Regions from separate parts of the Homo sapiens genome. Here region 2 is linked to region 1. A link is a contact called in ENCODE Hi-C or POLR2A ChIA-PET data. All regions are on one chromosome and are shown on one strand. The core of a region is the stretch at or near the end of the contact, and the rest is flanking DNA. Distances in the headings are between cores, read along the strand shown.

Evidence for each region. A loop is a pair of places that touch in the nucleus more often than their neighbours do. ChIA-PET counts read pairs that join two places held with the same protein, here RNA polymerase II (POLR2A). Pooled maps may share reads with other maps.
Region 2: a map with no recorded cell type shows a loop between it and region 1 (5-fold over the local background). The contact joins the enhancer-like site here to the promoter of ZNF24TR in region 1. A Hi-C loop is called at or near these places in 13 of 168 maps with a recorded cell type or tissue (Caco-2, Calu3, HepG2 and 9 more), 16 of 37 single-sample maps with no recorded cell type and 15 of 50 pooled maps. POLR2A ChIA-PET finds 5 or more read pairs at or near these places in 8 of 52 experiments (GM12878, HepG2, MCF 10A and 5 more).

What each region holds. Positions count from the first base shown.
Region 1 is chr18:35,463,616-35,469,254 of GRCh38, reverse strand. ZNF24TR (ZNF24 transcription regulator) reads left to right here and starts at 2,090. Exons shown (of 3, transcript NR_186612.1): 1 at 2,090-2,928. INO80C (INO80 complex subunit C) reads left to right here. Exons shown (of 5, transcript NM_194281.4): 5 at 513-922. The coding sequence ends at 644.
Region 2 is chr18:35,413,543-35,419,181 of GRCh38, reverse strand. No RefSeq gene overlaps it. Among named protein-coding and RNA genes, the nearest start is that of ZNF396, 39 kb to the right of the region's middle. Within about 2 kb of position 3,566, at least 2 of the 41 ENCODE cell types and tissues checked have a DNase peak (open chromatin) inside an H3K27ac peak, as active enhancers do; they include GM12878, where a contact is called at or near this core.

The DNA.
Region 1 (5,639 bases), core at 841-3,340:
TGTGAATGGCTGGTGATGCACTACAGAGTTGCTCAGGGAGGCATGGAAGTGGCGCAGGGGGTGTTGGAAGAGCTGGAAAGGAGCATGCTGGAGGTAAGTGGAGCACAGCAGGGAGGGGCACATGCCCAGCATGCTGGGCGTCGGCTCCTGCCTTGAGGAGCACAGACCTGGGACATTTGTTGGAAAGAGGCAGGAGTCTGAAGGCAGGGAGGGATGACCATCATGAATTCAGTCTTGGACCTGTTGCAGCCCTTGAGGCACCAACAAGAAGAGTCCCAGAGTCTGATGTGGTCATTCCCCTTCCTCTCGTCCATACCCTGAAGTGTTTCTAGAGTCTGGGAAGGTTAATGAGCCTGTGCCACAGTGAGTGATTTAGTGTTCTTGGTGGCAGAGTAAGACATAATGAAAATATATATCACTTTCAGTGAAATAGAAAAAATTTTTAAACTTGAACTTAAAATATCCCTACCAGCAAAAACTTTCTGCCCTTCCCTGTGCCTCTTTTCACCCAGGCCAACTACACAGACCCCCAGAGCAAACTGCGGTTCAGCACCATTGAAGAGTTTTCCTACATTCGGAGGCTGCCCTCTGACGTCGTCACCGGCTACCTGGCCCTGAGGAAGGCCACGAGCATCGTTCCCTGAGCCCCAGAAAGGGAGATGAAGTGGAAAGCTGTTTCAAAAACAGACTCTGGACTCATGATTTTGTTTCACGGAAACAAACTCGTTCTGCTGTCAATCTGAAAATGCCAGTGCTGTGCCTTGGAAAGAATGTTTGGCTTTAATTTAAGGGTTTTTTTTTTTTTTAGTGTGTGTTTTCCCTCCAAGTGTGATATTTCCTGCTGAATTAAATTATACTTCAGTTGTTGCCTCAAGTAAAGGTGTTTGACAAGAAGATACAATAAAACCATACTTTTCATTTATCCCAAGTCCCTGAATTTTTGTTTTAAAGTGGTGAACCCCGTATAACACATTTAAAGACTCTGCAGTGAATCCACAACAGGTCTGGATTACTTCTAATCCTGGTGACCCCCCTTTTAGAGCATGTTAGTCTTTGTCTCTGATCAGAATGCTTAGAAGAATTCCAAAATTGGGTCCAGAGAAGAAAGAGGCAAGTAGTTTGTTCTGTCCCACTGGGCTGGTTCTCACATGTGCCTCTGCCTCAGATCGGCCTCCCCTCATCTTTGGAGGTGTGGAGTACCAGCATTGACACTCTGTCCCAAAAGGGCTTTTGTCTTGGTACAGGATGCCACCCCTCTGGCTGCAGCCTGCTCCAGAAAGGGAGTGTTTGCATCTCCATCCTCCAAGAAGAGGAAGCATTTTCTTGGCCGGGGAAAGGAGAGTGTCGAGATAAGTCCTGGGCCTCTCTGGGCCCTATACCCGCATTTCCCCAGGGAGGACAGTGGAAACAGGCCCTGGGGCTTCTGGACCACAGCTGCCTCTGCTTTGGGGAATTAGGCACCAGGTGTCCTTTCTCTCTGGGGAAAGCCCTTCTTCAGGCTTAGAGAAAATAAAACAAAGCAAGTCAGCTGGGAGAGCAGCCTGTGCAAGTGGCAGCTGCCTGGAACCAGGCTCCTTTTCCTCCAGGTTGGCAGCCCCAGCATCCTTCAGCACCTTCCCAATAACAAACCGAGAGCGGGAGAGGTGCTGTGGGGCCTCCCCCTGCCTCCATGACAAGGGACCTGAAAGGATGGCCAGAAGAGGTGGGGGCCTTTCCTAAGCCCACAATCACCGAGCAAGCATCAGAGTCACCTGGGAGCCTCCTGTGACACAGATTAGGGAGCCTGTCTCCCTGAAGTACCTGATCAGTAGATGGTCTGGGGTGGGGCCCAAGAATTTGCATGTTTGCTTTGATGATGCTTTGAGACCCACTTTGATGAAGCTTTGAGACCCATTTTGCTGATGAAATCAATGGTCTCTGAAAGACCAGAGGCTGCTGTTTGGTTTCCGCTTGTACTTCCTGCCAGATGTCAGCCTAGGAAAAACGCCAGCTTCCGTTTTGGTAGAAGCAAGGAGGGAATGAGCCAAGGGTCCTTCCTGCTTCGCTTCCACCTTCTATTGTACAGAGAAAACTTGGGGCAGGTCCACTTCTTTTCCATGAAGGTCCCCAATTGGGCAGTGCCCTGAAATCACTTCTAATGCTGATGCTAGGCAACACCTCAGACCTACTGCTCAGACCCTCCAGGGGCAGGGCCCAGGATTGAAGAGGGAAGCCCTGCTCCACACGTGTTCATCAGGAAGGACCCACAGACTGCTGCTCCTGGAGGCCTCTCGGTTTATGGATGTGTGTTTGTTCCATAAACCCTCAGAGGGTCACCTGGAGACCCGCTAAAATGCAGGTTCTTGGGCCACATCCTAGACCTTCTGACCGACCCAGGGAGTGGGGCCCAGGAAGCTGCATTTGACAGATATCCCCGTGTGATCATCATGCACACAGGAGTGAGAGAACCAGTGTTCTCCCCGGGCAGAAGGGAAGCTCGTGTGCAGGACACCTCACACCTCCTTTCCCATTCCCCTGCCAGGCTCTCCCTGCTGACATTGTTTTTGCGGGAGAGCTGTGAATTCTGAAGATTAGGTTGCTTCTCACCCCAAGCTCCAGAAGTCCAGGCTGAGCCAAACCAAGCTTCAAGTTGTGAGTATTTTGAATAATGAGCCCTTGCTCATTAACTGATCCTGTACTGAAATAGCCCTTGCTGTCCATGCTGTACCCCGGTGGTTCTCAGGCCGGGCTGCACGTTAGAATCACCTGTGTGGGTGGGGGGTGTCCAGGAGGGGGATGGTGAGGGAGGTTTAAAAATACCCAGAGATTCTGATTCCACTGGCCTGTGCAGGGGCCCGGACATAGTATTTTGAACTCCCAAGATGCTTCTAATGTGCAGCCAGCGTTGAGAACATTTGCTGTAACTATGAAGAGAATATTTCATGTAAGGTACATTTTCTTATTCTCAGATCAGCTGGCTCTTTCCATCCCAGGCCATGAGCAAATTGCAAGGGGTTTCTTTGGGATGTGTGTGCATGTATGTGTGAATTTAGAGTTCCTTTTTACATGGCATCCCACACTGGAGTCAACTATGAATGCCATTGCAGATTCCTCCCTCTTCATTCCTACATCACCCTCTTCCTCTTCTACTTGGCTCCAATCCTGCTTCAGGATCACCTCATACCCTGCCTGACACTTTCAGTGTCCTCCTGACAACTTTGAATGACTTTGTTCATCACGGCATATCTACTGGTCATTTGCCTCTGATAAGAGGTCAGTTCTGGTATTGGTCTGCAGGATCCAAAAGAAAAACTCAGACACTTTAAGAGAAAAACAATTAGCTGGACTTGAGAAATCCTCTTAAGACCAAACTCAGGTCCAGTCTGCTCTGACTGGAGTTTGACTCTTTCTTAATCTGGTATTAGGCATGGTTTAAAACGACCTGTAACGTTGAAAATATGCTCTTCAGAGCCAGAAGGCAGTCCCTGTAGGTGAGGGGGACCCATTTTCCCCCATCTCCCAAGTTAAAGCATGGATCTGTCCAAATTTTAAATGTGTTTCATGATTGATTTGGCACCTGGTGGAGGGCTAAACATGTTTGCAGTAAGAAATCTCTTAATTTCTGAATCCATAGTCATTGGAAAAAGATACCAGATATTTGTTACTCTTTCCAGTGACTGTAAATTGGGAGAGTTTAACTTAGTAAAAATAAAGGGTAACGAAAGAAATCAATGGACTATGGAACTTGACCCCATTATCAAATAGGACAGATATCCTGGGGAGAGATTACAAATTATGCCCTCTTACAAATGCATGAAACAATAGTGTCATTTAAAATAATATTCTATCTGATGGGAATGTGTGGGCCTTATTTGGATCCTCATTCAAACAACAACAAAAAAAACTTTAAAATTTTGAGACATTTGGGAATCTGATATATTTTGATATTTGATAATATTTTGGAATTCTCACAAATAGTTGTGATTATGCTATTGTAATGTTAAAATAATTCATATTTTTAGAGACACCTACTGAAATATTTATGGATGGAATGATATGACATCTGGGATTTGCTTCAGAATGATATGAGAGAGAGGAAGTGGATGAGAATCGTGTTGAAATAAGATTGGCCATGAGTCAGTTATAGTTGAAGCTGAGTGATAAGTCCATGGGGGTTCTTTATACTATTCTGCCTTTGGTATATGTTTGCATTTCTTCATAATAAAAAAGCTTTCAAAAAGAATGAGATATTTTTATTACTAAAAATTGTGATGAAATCTTACCCAAAGTTAGTGCTTTGCATTAGCTTGCACTGGCTTACAGATGCTGAAAGTTTGAGAAATGCTGCCTAAATGGTATGCGGTCTTGAATAGAGGAAGTACCCAATTCCTAAAACATCTAACAAAGAATATAGAAGAGAAGAACCATGGACAGGTAAAGTTGTCCTGTAAATGTTCTTAATAGAGGTCTTCATTGTGTGTTCAGTTGTCCCGGAGGGCTGTGTATTTAAGAGTATTTTCTCTGTAGAGGTTAGGAAGCCTGAGAGTGAGAAGACCAAAGACTTCAGCTTTGAGGTTCTAGTGGGGTATAAATCTTAATAGAGAGGGCTGCGGATGCATTGAATGACTGACTATGGCTTGAATAAATACCTGTTGTTATAATTCCTGATAGAATCTGCAGTATTCATTTATGTAAATAGAGAAGGAAATTAGGTTATCAAAGAACTATGCACCTGCACAAATTGTTTGGCTTCAAGGAATTGCTTTTGCTGAATTTCAACAGGGTTTATGCTTTTGTGCCCATATTAAGGAATTGGATTGAAAGAGGTCAGGAGATATGGACCTACAAAAATGCCTATTACATTTGTCTCAGAAATGTCCCACAGAACCCCACTCCCCCACCCCAGTCCTGTAGGGTGAGCTTTTTCATTCAGGACCCAGACATGGAGCCTGATAGCCTGGGTTTGAATCTCATTTCTGCATCTCACTAACTGTAGTCTTGGGCACATTACGAACTTACTCTTGAATTCTTAGTTTCCTTATCTGTAAAATGAGTGTTATAATAATGTCCACCCCACGAGATTGTCAGGATCAAATAAGAAAATGTCAGAGAAACACTTAACTCGGGACTGGGATCACCCACATCCCCTCTGGTCTGTGCATTAGAAAGGCAGAGTTTTCCTGACTTGTATGTTCTGCTTGGTTATATTTCTCATTTCCTTGGCTCCTAGGACTCTTGGCTCATGCCCGCTTGTAGTAACTGAATAACATCATATGATAGATGTTTCCATGTGCTCATCTTATTGCTGGCTCTATCAACTATTTTCCTTGCCTTCTTCATTGCTTATTTTGACCATTTCTTTTCGTCCTTTATTCTCTTATTCTAATAAGCTTGCTCAACTTTTTTATGAGACAAGGGAAGGAGTAAATAACTAGCTAAAGAAGCAATGATCTGTGATTGAGGCCGGGGGAGAGAGAGGGGTTGAGGGATTTGTGGGGTGAATAGCAGAGGACTTTAATGGAGGAACTCCTCTAGAATAATGAGGGACAGAAAGAGCCAGTAGAAACCACCCACTGGACCTCTTAAAAATCACTAATGTTTTATGCCTTCTTTGGTATTCACCATGTATACTACCATGTTTCCTATGTAATAGCAAACCT
Region 2 (5,639 bases), core at 2,317-4,816, 52 kb after region 1:
AGAGAGAATGTGTGAGAGTGCAGGAAAAACTACCATTTATAGCCATTTATAAAACAATCAGATGTCATGAGAATTCACTCACTATTACGAGAACAGCATGGGGGAAATGGCCTTCATAATCCAGTCACTTCCCTCTCTCAACACATGGGGATTAAAATTCGAGATGAGATTTGGGTGAGGACACACAGCTAAACCATATCAGGGTCATTGACTGTGGTAAGAAGAATTACGTCCACCAAAAAGTTTCTATACCCTGATCCCCAAGACTGAATATGTTACATAGCAAAAATGACTTTGCAGAGGTAATTAAGGTTACTAATCAGCTGACTTAGAATAGGGAGGCTACCCTGGATTTCCACGTGGTTCCAATGTAATCCACATGTGTCCTTAAAAGCAGAAGAAAAAGACAGAAATGGAAGTTAGAGGGAGTCAAAGCATGAAGAGTCAGTGTACCATTGCTTGTTTGAAGATGGAGCTTGGCCATGTGAGAAGAAATACGGACAGCCTTAAATTGCTGAGAGAAAGGCCCTTGGCTAATAGCCAGCAAGGAACAGAGATCTCAGTCGTATGACCATAAGTAATTGAATTACTTCAATAAGTAATTACTTTGGCCAACTTCAATTACTTGTGTAATTACTTCTTGAAGTAATAAGGAACTGTTGATTCATGCTACAAGATGGATGAATTTCAAAATTATCAAGCCAAATGAATGTAATTACTTACTGAAGTAATTACACAAGTAACTGAAATTGGCCAAAGACCTTAGTTTGCTTGGAAGAGGACCCAAAGACACAGAACTGCAGCTTTAGCCAATAACTTGATTTTAGCCCAAAGAATACAGTCATGCCATGCTGGATTTCTAACCTATAGAAACAGTAAGATAATAAATTTGCATTGTTTTAAGCTGCTACATTTCTGGTAATTTGTTATGCTGCAGTAGAAAAGTAGTAAATAGGCCTTAATTTAAAACCTAAAACCACAAAACCTCTAGAAGAAAACATGAAATGTTCATCATAAACTTGAGTTAAGCAAAGACTTATATACAACACTTACACACCACACTTCTTATATACACAATTCCTTTACATACAGACGCGTTTCATAAAAGAACAATTTGATAAAGTAGACCTCATCCATAAAACAGTTGTTCTTCAAGAGACTGTTATGAGAATGAACATACAAGCCAGAGACTAGGAGAAAATATTTGTAAATTACATATATAATAAAGAACTTCTATCTGGAATATATGTAGACTTCTCAAAGCACAATAAAAGAAAAACAGACAAACCAATTTTAAAAGTAGGCAAAAGGCTTAAACACTCATTTCACTGAAGAGGATACATGAATGGCAAATAAGCAAAATATGCCCAACATCTTTGTAATTAGGAAAATGAAAATTAAAACCACAATAAGATACCTCTGCACTCCTGCTAGAATGGCTAAAATTAAAAAGACTAATCATACAACCTGCTGGTAAGGATTTGAAGGAACTAGAACTCTTACACTGCTTGTGGGAATGTAAAATTATACCAACACTTTGAAAAACAGTCTGGCAACTTCTTAAGAAGTTAAACATATACCTACCCTCTAACCCAATCATTTCTTTCCCATGTACTTACCCAAAAGAAAAGAAAGCATATGTTCCTGCAAACAATTTTATGCAAATGTTCATAGAAGCTTTATTTGTAATAGCCAACAACTGAAAACAACTCAACTGTCCACTGACCAGTGAATGGGTAAATAAATTGTGGTATATCCATACAGTGGAATACTACTCAGCAATAAACAGGAAGGAATTGTTGATTCGTGCTACAAGATGGATGAATCTCAAAATTATCATGCCAAATGAAAGAAGCCAGACAAAAAAGTACCTCCTGTATGATTCCATTAACTAAAAACTTTAGAAAATGCAAACTAATCTATAGTGATGAGAGGGCATCACAGGTTACACAAAGACAGGGATGTGGAGAGAGATGGGAGAAAGGAATTACAAAAGGACACAAGGAAGTCTGAGGGGATTATGGATTTGTTCACTATCTTGATATTTGTGATGGTTTCATGGGTTAATCCGTATGTCAAAACTTACCAATTTGTGTGTTTTAAACATATGCACGGTTTGTATGACAATTTTATTTCTATAAAGCTTTTAATTATGAAATAAAAGAATATTTACATAAATGTACAAGGATGTAATGAGAACACTTTACAAAGTTGTTTCTTCCAAACTAATCTGTAAATTAAATGTAATCCTTACTAAAGTTGCAACAAGATTTTTTTTAAAGATTTGGCAAACTTATTCTAAAATGTAGTAGAATACTAAAGATTCTCAAATAGATTAGTCAATTTTTTTTTGAGACATGGTCTCACTCTATCCTCCAGGCTGGCATGCAGTGGCATGATCATGGCTCACTGCAGCCTCGAACTCCCAGGCTGAAGTGATACTCCCACCTCAGCCTCCTGAGTAGCTGGAACCACAGGCACACGCCACCATGCCAGGCTAAATTTTTACTTTTGTCTTTTGTAGAAATGAGGTCTCACTATGTTGCCCAGGCTGGTCTCAAACTCCTGGGCTTAAGCGAACCCTCCCACCACGGCCTCCCAAAGTGTTGGGATTACAGGCATGAGCCACTGTGCCCAGCCTGATAAGTCAATTTGATAATAAAAACAAAGAAGGACAAATTGTCTTACTAATTAATTGTGAAGACATACTGTAGACACAATATTAAAACAGTGGATATTGGCACAGGAGCAGGCAAATGGAAAATCACTTGCGCCTAGGCAGTCAAGGCTACAGTGAGCTGTGATTATGCCACTGCAGTCCAGCCTGGGTGACAGAGGGAGACTGTATCTCAAAAGCAAACAAACAAACAAAATAAATAAAAAACTTCATGCTTCGATGGTGGAAGTGAACACTGATGCAGCCATTCTGGACAGCAACCTGACACTAGTGCAATTAAATGTGTACATACATCTGTGCACTGAAACCCCTTTATGTATACCCTGTCTGGAAAGCTGCGCATTGCATACAACAATTAGAAGTGGAGTACTATATCAAATTTATGGCATAAATTTTAAATCAGCAAAAGTTAAAGTTGAGAAATCTTAAAGGAAGTGAATAATACCAAAACCAAAAACCCCAAGAAATGCAAATAAAAGATAAAAGATTGGAAAGTTAGACTTTCGGTTCAGTAGGTCAAATTACAGGATTCTAAAAGCACACTGCCATTAATGTGATTTAAAACACATGATAAAGAGCACCACAGATTTTTTTTTAAGATTTATGAATTATGCAAGGATGTGCACCAGAGGTGTCAGAGTAGGACTCTGGAGGAGGGAGCCAAATAGGAGTGACACTCAGAGATGAGAAAAACACAGTTAAGCAAGACGGAATTCATGTGGGCTGATGAAGACCATGTGGGTTTATAAGGAGCGTCTGCCCTTACGGAGACAAAAAGGGAAAGGTTATGACTAAAATAAGTGTGGTACTTAGAGAGAAAATAAATCGAAAGGTCAGCCATGTGAAAGCAACTTTGAAAGGGAACTTCTATATTTTCTCTTCCCTTCCTAATCTACTGTCTCACTCTGGCTCCAGAGGAACAAATGAAAGAGGAAATAAGATTCATTGCAACTGGATTCTTTAAAAATGGCAATTCAATAATATGTTCTCACAAGGGAGTGAAAGTACAGAGCAGGCTGAACCTGGCACTTATCTAAATTTCATTTCACTCATAGTAAAGTGGCAAGAGACAGTGTGATTTATACCTACACCAGGAAAATGTCAGAAAGGTTTTACTAGTGGTGTCCTCCCAAGAAACAAGGTAGAGATGCCACAGATACACCTCCAATACTTCCTATCACCTGTAAAATGAGATCATTCACCATCTTGCTCTTACTGACCCTTTCTAGCCTCAATTTCCATTCTACCCCTAGTAATAGGAGCTCAGTTTTACCCAAACAGACTGAATCAGTGTTCAGACCCTGAGATTTCCTGACCACTTGGCTGTAAAACATCACTTGCTAATGCCTCTTTAGTGACCTTCTCAAACCTTACCCATCTCCCGTGACCCTTTCACATCTCTCCTGTCCTAAGTGAATGTTCCCACTTATGAACTGTGGAGCACTTGTTGCCTAAAGTATTCATTGGCTAATAGTTTTTTTTTTGTTGTTTTTTTTTTTTTTTTAGCATTTAAGGCATCATTCCATTGTGTCCAGATTCCACTGTTTCTGCTTTGAAGTCAGCTTAATTTATGGCTTAATACCTTTAATCAACTTTTTTAAATTCTCAATTATTAACTCTTCAAATACTGCTTCTATTGCACTTCCCTACTCTTCTCCTTCTGGGACTTCTTTGTCTAACTTCTTTGTCTCTTACCCCAGCTTCTGCTTTTTCTATCTTTCATCTCCCAATATTGTACTCTGGATATTGTCTTCTGATCCATTGAAAGTTCATGAATTCTCTCTTCAGCTATCTATTCTCCACCTAACTCCATCCACTGAGTTACTAATTTTGATAGTTGTATTTACAGTTCTAGAATTTTCTTTTTTATATACTTTATATGTCTCTGTCAAAATCCTCAATCTTTCATCTCTCAATGAACACAACAAGCATAATTATTTTAAAGACTGAGTCTTTTAACTTTATTTTCTAGCTCTCCTGTAGGTAGCTGGTTATTTATATGGTTTTGTACGCTTGCATGTCTCGTTAGTTTTCTTTCTTTCTTTTTTTTAATTTGTTGGGTTTTAATGTTTTGTCTTGTTTTGTTTTTTTGAGATGGAGCCTCATTCTCTCACCCAGGCTGCAGTGGCACGATCTTGGCTCACTGCAGCCTCCCAGGTTCAATCCTTCTGCCTCAGCCTCCTGAGTAGCTGGGATTACAGGTACCCACCACCATGGCCAGTTAATTTTTGTATTTTTTTTTTCATAGAGACTGGGTTTCACCATGTTGGCCAGGCTGGTCTTGAACTCCTGACCTCAAGTGATCCATCTGCCTCGGCCTCACAAAATGCTGGGATTACAGGTGTGAATCACTGTACCTGGCCTAGTTTTCTTTCTTTTTTTTTTTTTTAAGTGAAATCCACATAACTTAAAAGTAATTATTTTAAAGTGCACAATTCAGTGACATTTAATACATTTACAATGTTGTACAACCACTAGCTCTATTTAGTTCCAAAATATTTTCATCCCCCTAAAAGAAAATCCATTAAGCAGTCACTATTCATTTCCTCCTCCTTATAGCCCTTGGCAATTACCAATTTGCATTCTTTGTTTCTATCTTTATATTTAAAATGGGTTTCTTATAGGCAACATGTAGTTCGGTCTTGCTTTGCTTGGGTCTCCTTCCCTGTACTGTTGCCTAAAAATCTCAAACCAATAAGCTGGGGCAATCATTTGTTTTCCTTTTCTCAAGGATCACTGTCTTTTGTTGCCTGATGTCCAGTGTCTTCAAACAATTATTTCATATATTTTGTGTGTTTTTCCCTTTTTTGTTGTTGTTTCAGGTGGGAGGTTAAATACGTATCAGTTAGTTTACCTTGAATAGGAGCAGAAATCTGACCTTTAAAAACATAATTTATGTGCTTTAGTTTAAGTAGTTAAATTTTCTGTTCTAATTTAATTTTAATTAATTAATTCAATTTTC